Regions from separate parts of the Homo sapiens genome. Here region 2 is linked to region 1. Evidence: chromatin contacts called from ENCODE POLR2A ChIA-PET data. All regions are on one chromosome and are shown on one strand. Each heading gives the region's core, a stretch centred on a gene start or an enhancer-like site at or near the end of the contact. The rest is flanking DNA. Distances are from core to core; before and after follow the strand shown. Region 1 overlaps OSBPL2 (oxysterol binding protein like 2). Region 2 overlaps RBBP8NL (RBBP8 N-terminal like).

The links. ChIA-PET counts read pairs that join two places held with the same protein, here RNA polymerase II (POLR2A).
Region 2: POLR2A ChIA-PET joins it to region 1 with 13 read pairs in H1. The contact joins two enhancer-like sites. POLR2A ChIA-PET finds 5 or more read pairs at or near these places in 3 of 52 experiments (H1, activated CD4-positive, alpha-beta T cell and naive thymus-derived CD8-positive, alpha-beta T cell).

Annotation. Positions count from the first base shown.
Region 1 is chr20:62,284,387-62,287,360 of GRCh38, reverse strand. OSBPL2 (oxysterol binding protein like 2) reads right to left here. Exons shown (of 14, transcript NM_144498.4): 11 at 650-778. Among named protein-coding and RNA genes, the nearest start is that of ADRM1, 17 kb to the left of the region's middle. Within about 2 kb of position 1,565, at least 7 of the 41 ENCODE cell types and tissues checked have a DNase peak (open chromatin) inside an H3K27ac peak, as active enhancers do.
Region 2 is chr20:62,411,715-62,414,688 of GRCh38, reverse strand. RBBP8NL (RBBP8 N-terminal like) reads left to right here. Exons shown (of 14, transcript NM_080833.3): 10 at 133-868; 11 at 1,144-1,288; 12 at 1,789-1,859; 13 at 1,936-2,065. Among named protein-coding and RNA genes, the nearest start is that of CABLES2, 5.9 kb to the right of the region's middle. Within about 2 kb of position 1,373, at least 2 of the 41 ENCODE cell types and tissues checked have a DNase peak (open chromatin) inside an H3K27ac peak, as active enhancers do.

The DNA.
Region 1 (2,974 bases), core at 316-2,815:
CGCATGTTCTGCTCTGTTTATGGGACGTACAAAATTGCATAAGTTGCATAAATTTTATATACAAATAAGAATTTATAAAAAATACTAAGATATTACGTGTGATATTTATCATATAACCATATATCACATATTTTATTTGTCATAAAACATGTAGTTTATCATATATTTAATAAAAATTATAAGTGCAATTTTCAAAAATAAATATCACAAGGCATTTGAGCATCTAAATTGACAAGTGAGAAAGCAATCTCCCCAAACAGGCTTGGAAGCCTCTTTTGATAAGACGCACTTGGCCGGCAATGGCCACGTCTGTCTGATGTTCCCAGGGGAAGCACAAGCATGTGTGCCCGGCGGGCAGCTCTGACACGCAGCTGAGCATGCGTCCACACCTCGACCTGCATGTCCTATGGAGCAGCGGTGCCCAGCCCCAACAGCAGGCCCCAAGGCAGACAAGCACAGGGCCGGGACGCAGCTCCAGGGACAACAGAAGCCACTCCGACAATGGCGGAGGCCCCTGTCTGCTCTGGGACAACAGGCTGAGGCGAGGCGGCAGGCAAGGGCCCAAGGACAGGGAAGAGCCGTGGGGCTGGGCCCAGAGGTGGGTGTGACATGAGCAGGCAGAGACGTCAGGCCATGGAGGGACACAGACCTGGGCAGAGTTGGGGGGCCGGGTGTTGATCCTCCAGAGCAGCTTGCTGCCAGGAATGACCTGCACGGTCTCCTGGGCCACAGGCACGTCGTCAGCCACGTCGCTGTCAGCCTTCCCGGAGTCTTCATCCTGAAACACAGAACCCTGCTGTGTGGCTGCCCGGGGCCAGGCCGCTCTTGGCCAGGAGGACAGCTATTCTCAGAGCGCCTTTCAGACCAGTCACCTGAGCAGAGCCAGGCAGCCTTCTCCTTTTTTTTTTTTTCAGACGGAGTCTCGCTCTGTTGCCCAGGCTGGAGTGCAATGGTGCGATCTCGGGTCACTGCAACCTCTGCCTCCTGAGTTCAAGAGATTCTCCTGCCTCAGCCTCCCGAGTAGCTGGAAATACAGGTGCCCAAAACCATGCCCGGCTAATTGTTTGTACTTTTAGTAGAGACGGGGTTTCACTATGTTAGCCAGGCTGGTCTTGAAATCCTGACCTCAGGCAATCCACCCACCTCGGCCTCCAAAAGTGCTGAGATTACAGGCGTAAGCCACCACACCCGGCCTTTTTTTTCTTAAACTAAGGAGAAAATAGAATTTCCTCTCCAGTCTATGACACTGTCTGTCCATCACTGTACGGAGAGGAGCTGGGCCCCAGTCCCTAAAGCAGCTCACACTCCCTTCGTAGGGCTGTGCTGTCTGTTCTAACGGACACCCAGAGTGGAGACGACAGAGGTCAGTGGCCAGGCGTGTTTCCCTTCACAGAGACGACAGAGGTCAGTGGCCAGGCGTGTTTCCCTTCACGGAGATGACAGAAGGTCAGCGGCCAGGCGTGTTTCCCTTCGGGTGACGACAGGAGGTCAGTGGCCAGGCGTTTCCCTTCGCAGAGACGAAGGAAGTCAGTGGCCAGGCGTTTCCCTTCGTGGAGATGAAGGAAGTCAGTGGCCAGGCGTGTTTCCCTTCGGGAGAAGCGGTGCACGCGAAACAGCACTTCATGGAGTCTGAGTGCGACGACACAGCGGTGGCTTCATGGAGTCTGAGTGCGACGACACAGCGGTGCCTTCCAAACAGCAGGTTCATTCACACACATGGCGCCTCTCCAGAAGGCAGGTTCTGGGACTGAGAGCTTTCTAGATAGCGCAGCTTTGCCCCCATCAAGAAGTGGCTCCTGTGTGGGGGTTTCAGGCTCTCTACACCCTGATGAAAAGACAAAACCTGCCACATTGCTTCTCAAAATAAATGGGTCCTAGAAAAGGGAATGATTCCAGAAGCAGCTCTTCAGGGAGACCACTGAAAACAAGCGAGTCAAAGCCCAGGGCTTCCTGCACTAGCTGTATTCACACTGGCTGTAGGCACCATGGCCCGAGGCTGGGGCGAGGGAGAGCCGCAGCTCAAGGACAAGGATTCACAGAAAACTCCCGTTTCTAGGTCACCTCAAGGAGCAGGAAAGCATCAAAAGACATCGCTAAATGGATTTACCCTTCTAGGTCTGTCTAGTGTGTAAGCAGAATTTTCCTTTTTAAATAAAAGAGGGTGATTAGAAAAGGTGTCTAACAGCACAAATGAATACAACAACATAAAAAACACTTGGGATCCGGAGGAGGCTGAATGTTTCCGTTAAATAAATATTGAACATTTCAGGTTTGGTACATTCCAATTCATTATGTAGAAAATAGGACACCTCTTTTGAACTATCCCTTTTATTTTTAAGTTCAAGAACAACTAGTCTTAAGATAATGAGTATTCCAAAGCTTTAAGGGGAAAAGCCTTGCCAGTACTTTCTGGCTGTTGAATATATTATCTGGTACTCACAACTAAAAACAAAAAATTGAAATTCACTTGATTTTTAACAATATGTCTAGGCTAACTCAAAGAAAGCGAGAAGATTTATTAAGAAGGACCCAGAACTTGGAGCTTCCAGAAAAGAAACGGCCTTGCCTGAGGTTCCCTCAGATACTTCCAGCCATGGGGGCCAGCAATTATGTATGACTCGTGGGCACTGGTGCCCACGGTTTATAGCAGCAGCCTCCGTGCAACCAAAATACAGATATGCCGGCTGGGTGTTGTGGTTCATGCCTATTAGTAATCCCAGCACTTTGGGAGGCCGAGGTGGGAGGACTGCTTAAGCCCAGGAGTTCAAGACCAGCCTGGGCAACATAGCAAGACCCCATCTCTAAAAAAAATAAAAATTAGTCAGGCATGGTGGTACATGCCTATAGTCCTAGCCACTTGGGAGGCTAAGGAGGGAGGATTGCTTGAGCCTGGTAGCTGGAGGTTGCAGTGAGTTATGACTGCACCACTGTACTCCAGCCTGGGCAACAGAGGGAGACCCTGCCTGGAGGGGAA
Region 2 (2,974 bases), core at 124-2,623, 130 kb before region 1:
GCTTGCTGCACCTCTCTGGACCTCAGTTTCCTCGCCTGTGGAGTGGGTGCCTGTCGTCTCTCCCTCTCAGGGCTCGCTGGGACGGTCACGGCTCCACACAGCCATGGTCATTCGGCTTCTCCTCCCTCACAGCTTCCTGCGGGCCTCCCGGCCCTCCGCCATGACCCATGAGGCCCCGAAGCTCTCCCCGAAGGTGGACCGGCTCTGCCTCCTAAACCGCCCCCTGTCCCTGCACCTTCAGAGCCCCCACAGCAGCCCCCTGGCCCCTGCTGCAGCCCCCAGCGACCCCCGGCTCCAGGACCTGAAGGCCAGAGAAGCAGAGGCCTGGGAGGAGCCCACAGAACTGCTGGGGCTGCCCAGTGCCCTGGCGGGCATGCAGGACCTTCGCCTGGAGGGGGCACTGCACCTGCTCCTGGCCCAGCAGCAGCTGCGGGCTAGGGCCAGGGCAGGCAGTGTCAGGCCAAGGGGCCAGCCCACACCCGGGGAGATGCTGCCCTCCCTACCAGTCGGCTCAGACTCTGAGGGCCCTGAGAATGAGGGGACCAGGGCAGCTCTGGCCGCAGCAGGCCTGTCTGGAGGGCGGCACACACAGCCTGCAGGCCCGGGCCGCGCCCAGAGGACAGAGGCTGCAGCCACGCAGGACTGTGCCCTAGACAAGCCCCTGGACCTCTCGGAGTGGGGCCGGGCCCGGGGCCAGGACACTCCCAAGCCGGCCGGCCAGCATGGGTCACTCAGCCCTGCCGCTGCCCACACTGCCAGCCCCGAGCCACCCACCCAGTCCGGACCCCTGACTCGCAGTCCCCAGGCACTCAGCAATGGCACCAAGGGGACCAGAGTGCCAGAGCAGGAGGAGGCTTCCACTCCCATGGTAAGGAGCCCGGTCCTGGCTCAGACCCGGTCCTCAGCCTCCACGTCCCCCACCCCGGGCCGGCCTCCCCCCAGACCTCGGGCTGCTCTTTTCCCTCTGCCCACCAAGTTGTTTCCCAGGGAGAAAGCGAGGCTGCCTCATCCACACTATAAAGGGAAAGGCAGGCCCCTCCACCAGCTGCAGCCTCAAGAGGGGTCCCACCGGCTGTCCAGGGCTGAGTTGGCGGCAAGGAAGTCTCCCAAATAAACTCAAGCCACCTACTTGCCTCCCCCCAGGACCCCTCACGCCCACTTCCAGGGTCCCAGCTCAGCCTGTCCTCTCCAGGCAGTACAGAAGATGAAGACACAGGGAGGCCTCTGCCACCTCCCCACCCACAGCCGCCTCCCCACCCACAGCCGCCTGACCTGGACGGCCACCCAGGTACAGTCAGCACCTGGGGTCAGAGTCCAGCTGGGAGGTGTTTTCCCCACGGAGAGAGAGGGTGGTGGTCAGTGCCCACCAGGAGTGGGTGTCTCCAGGCCCAGCTCTGCCCTGCCGATCTGACGGGGCAACCCCAGGCTCCAGGGCTTGGCTCTTCCACCTGCAGACACCGGAGGAAGCCGAGGGCCTGGCAGGAGCCTCTCTAACAACACTCAGTGAGGGGGAAAAGCACCTTAGCAATTAGGGCTGGCAAGCAGGCTGTGAGTGCCCCATCATGCAGCATCCAAGCCAGGGGCGGGAACCCCAACTGATGGGGACACTAGGCCTGGGCCCAAACCCCAGTCGGCCTCCTGTCAGCCAGTGCCCTGGGGCAGGTCACTTGGCCCTCCGTGCCTCAGTTTCCCCATCTGCAGAGTTGGCTCCACCCATCCTAGTCTGGCAGGCTCGGGAGACTCCCGGTGCCACCAGCCTGGCCTGACCCCACACTCTGCATCCTTCAGAGCCCAGCAAGGCTGAAGTGCTGAGACCAGAGTCCGACGAACTGGATGAGACAGACACCCCAGGCAGCGAGGTGGGTCCAGGCCACACACTCAGCAGGGCAGGGCCAGGAGGCAGTCCTCCTCGTGACCACACCCCCTTCTCCCCAGGTGGGCCTGAGCTCCCAGGCGGAGGCCACTACGAGCACGACCGGGGAGGGGCCTGAGTGCATCTGCACCCAGGAGCACGGGCAGGGTCCACCACGGAAGAGGAAGCGGGCCTCGGAGCCTGGGGACAAAGGTACAGCTGGCATGGGGCAGGTGCAGGGAAGGGGGCGAGGGGAGCCACAGCACCCACCTCTCCCCAGTGCCACCTCTCCTCCTGGCTGCCTGGAGAATGGCAGCCTCAGAATGATGGAGCCAAAAATGAACCTCAACCCTCCCCAAATGAACCCCACAGAGGAGGGCGAGGGTGGCCGGAGTGAGTCCTTCCTGTGCAGCCTCTGACTGTGTAGGTTGGTGTCAGGTCCTTCCAAATCTGAGCCTCAGTCTCCTCGCCTGTAAGGGGGCTGACATTAGGGATCGTAGGAGATTTCGGTGAGAGAAGGAGCCAGGGGATGGTCATTGTCCCCACCATCATCCTGGAAGGAAGGGTGTCCTGGTGCACAGGATAAGCCGCTGCCACAAGGAGCAGATCCCCAGGGCCCCTTGTCCACCTGCAGACAGGGTCAGCGCAGAAGGCACAGCCCCGAGGGGCATGGGGGCACGTTTGCTCCCCTGGGGAATTGCGGACGGCTCCAGTGTTTGCCAAGGGCAGTGTCCTTGGACCCAGCTCCTCCCAGTAATGCCGGCAGGAGCCTCGGCCCTGGTCCGAGGGTATCGGGACAACTTTTCACTTCCTGCTCTGGGCTCAATGGCAGCTCCAGCTGGGGTCCAGGAGCCCATGAGAGACTTTGAACACCTAATTGTATGGCCCTGGTTTTTCTCCGGGCAAGGCCCGCAGGCAGCAGGCGGGGTGGTGCCGCCACTGTGTGCCATTGTTGCCGGCAGGTGGCCATGGCCTGCGTCTGCCCGGAGCGGCAGTAGAGACCAGCACGGCCCTTATTTGAGGCACTTCCTGCTGAGTGGGTGGAAATGGCCCCGGGGGGTGCAGTCTGTGAGCCAGCACACCCTTGTGCTCCTACCTGAGCCGGGACCAGGGACGCTGGCA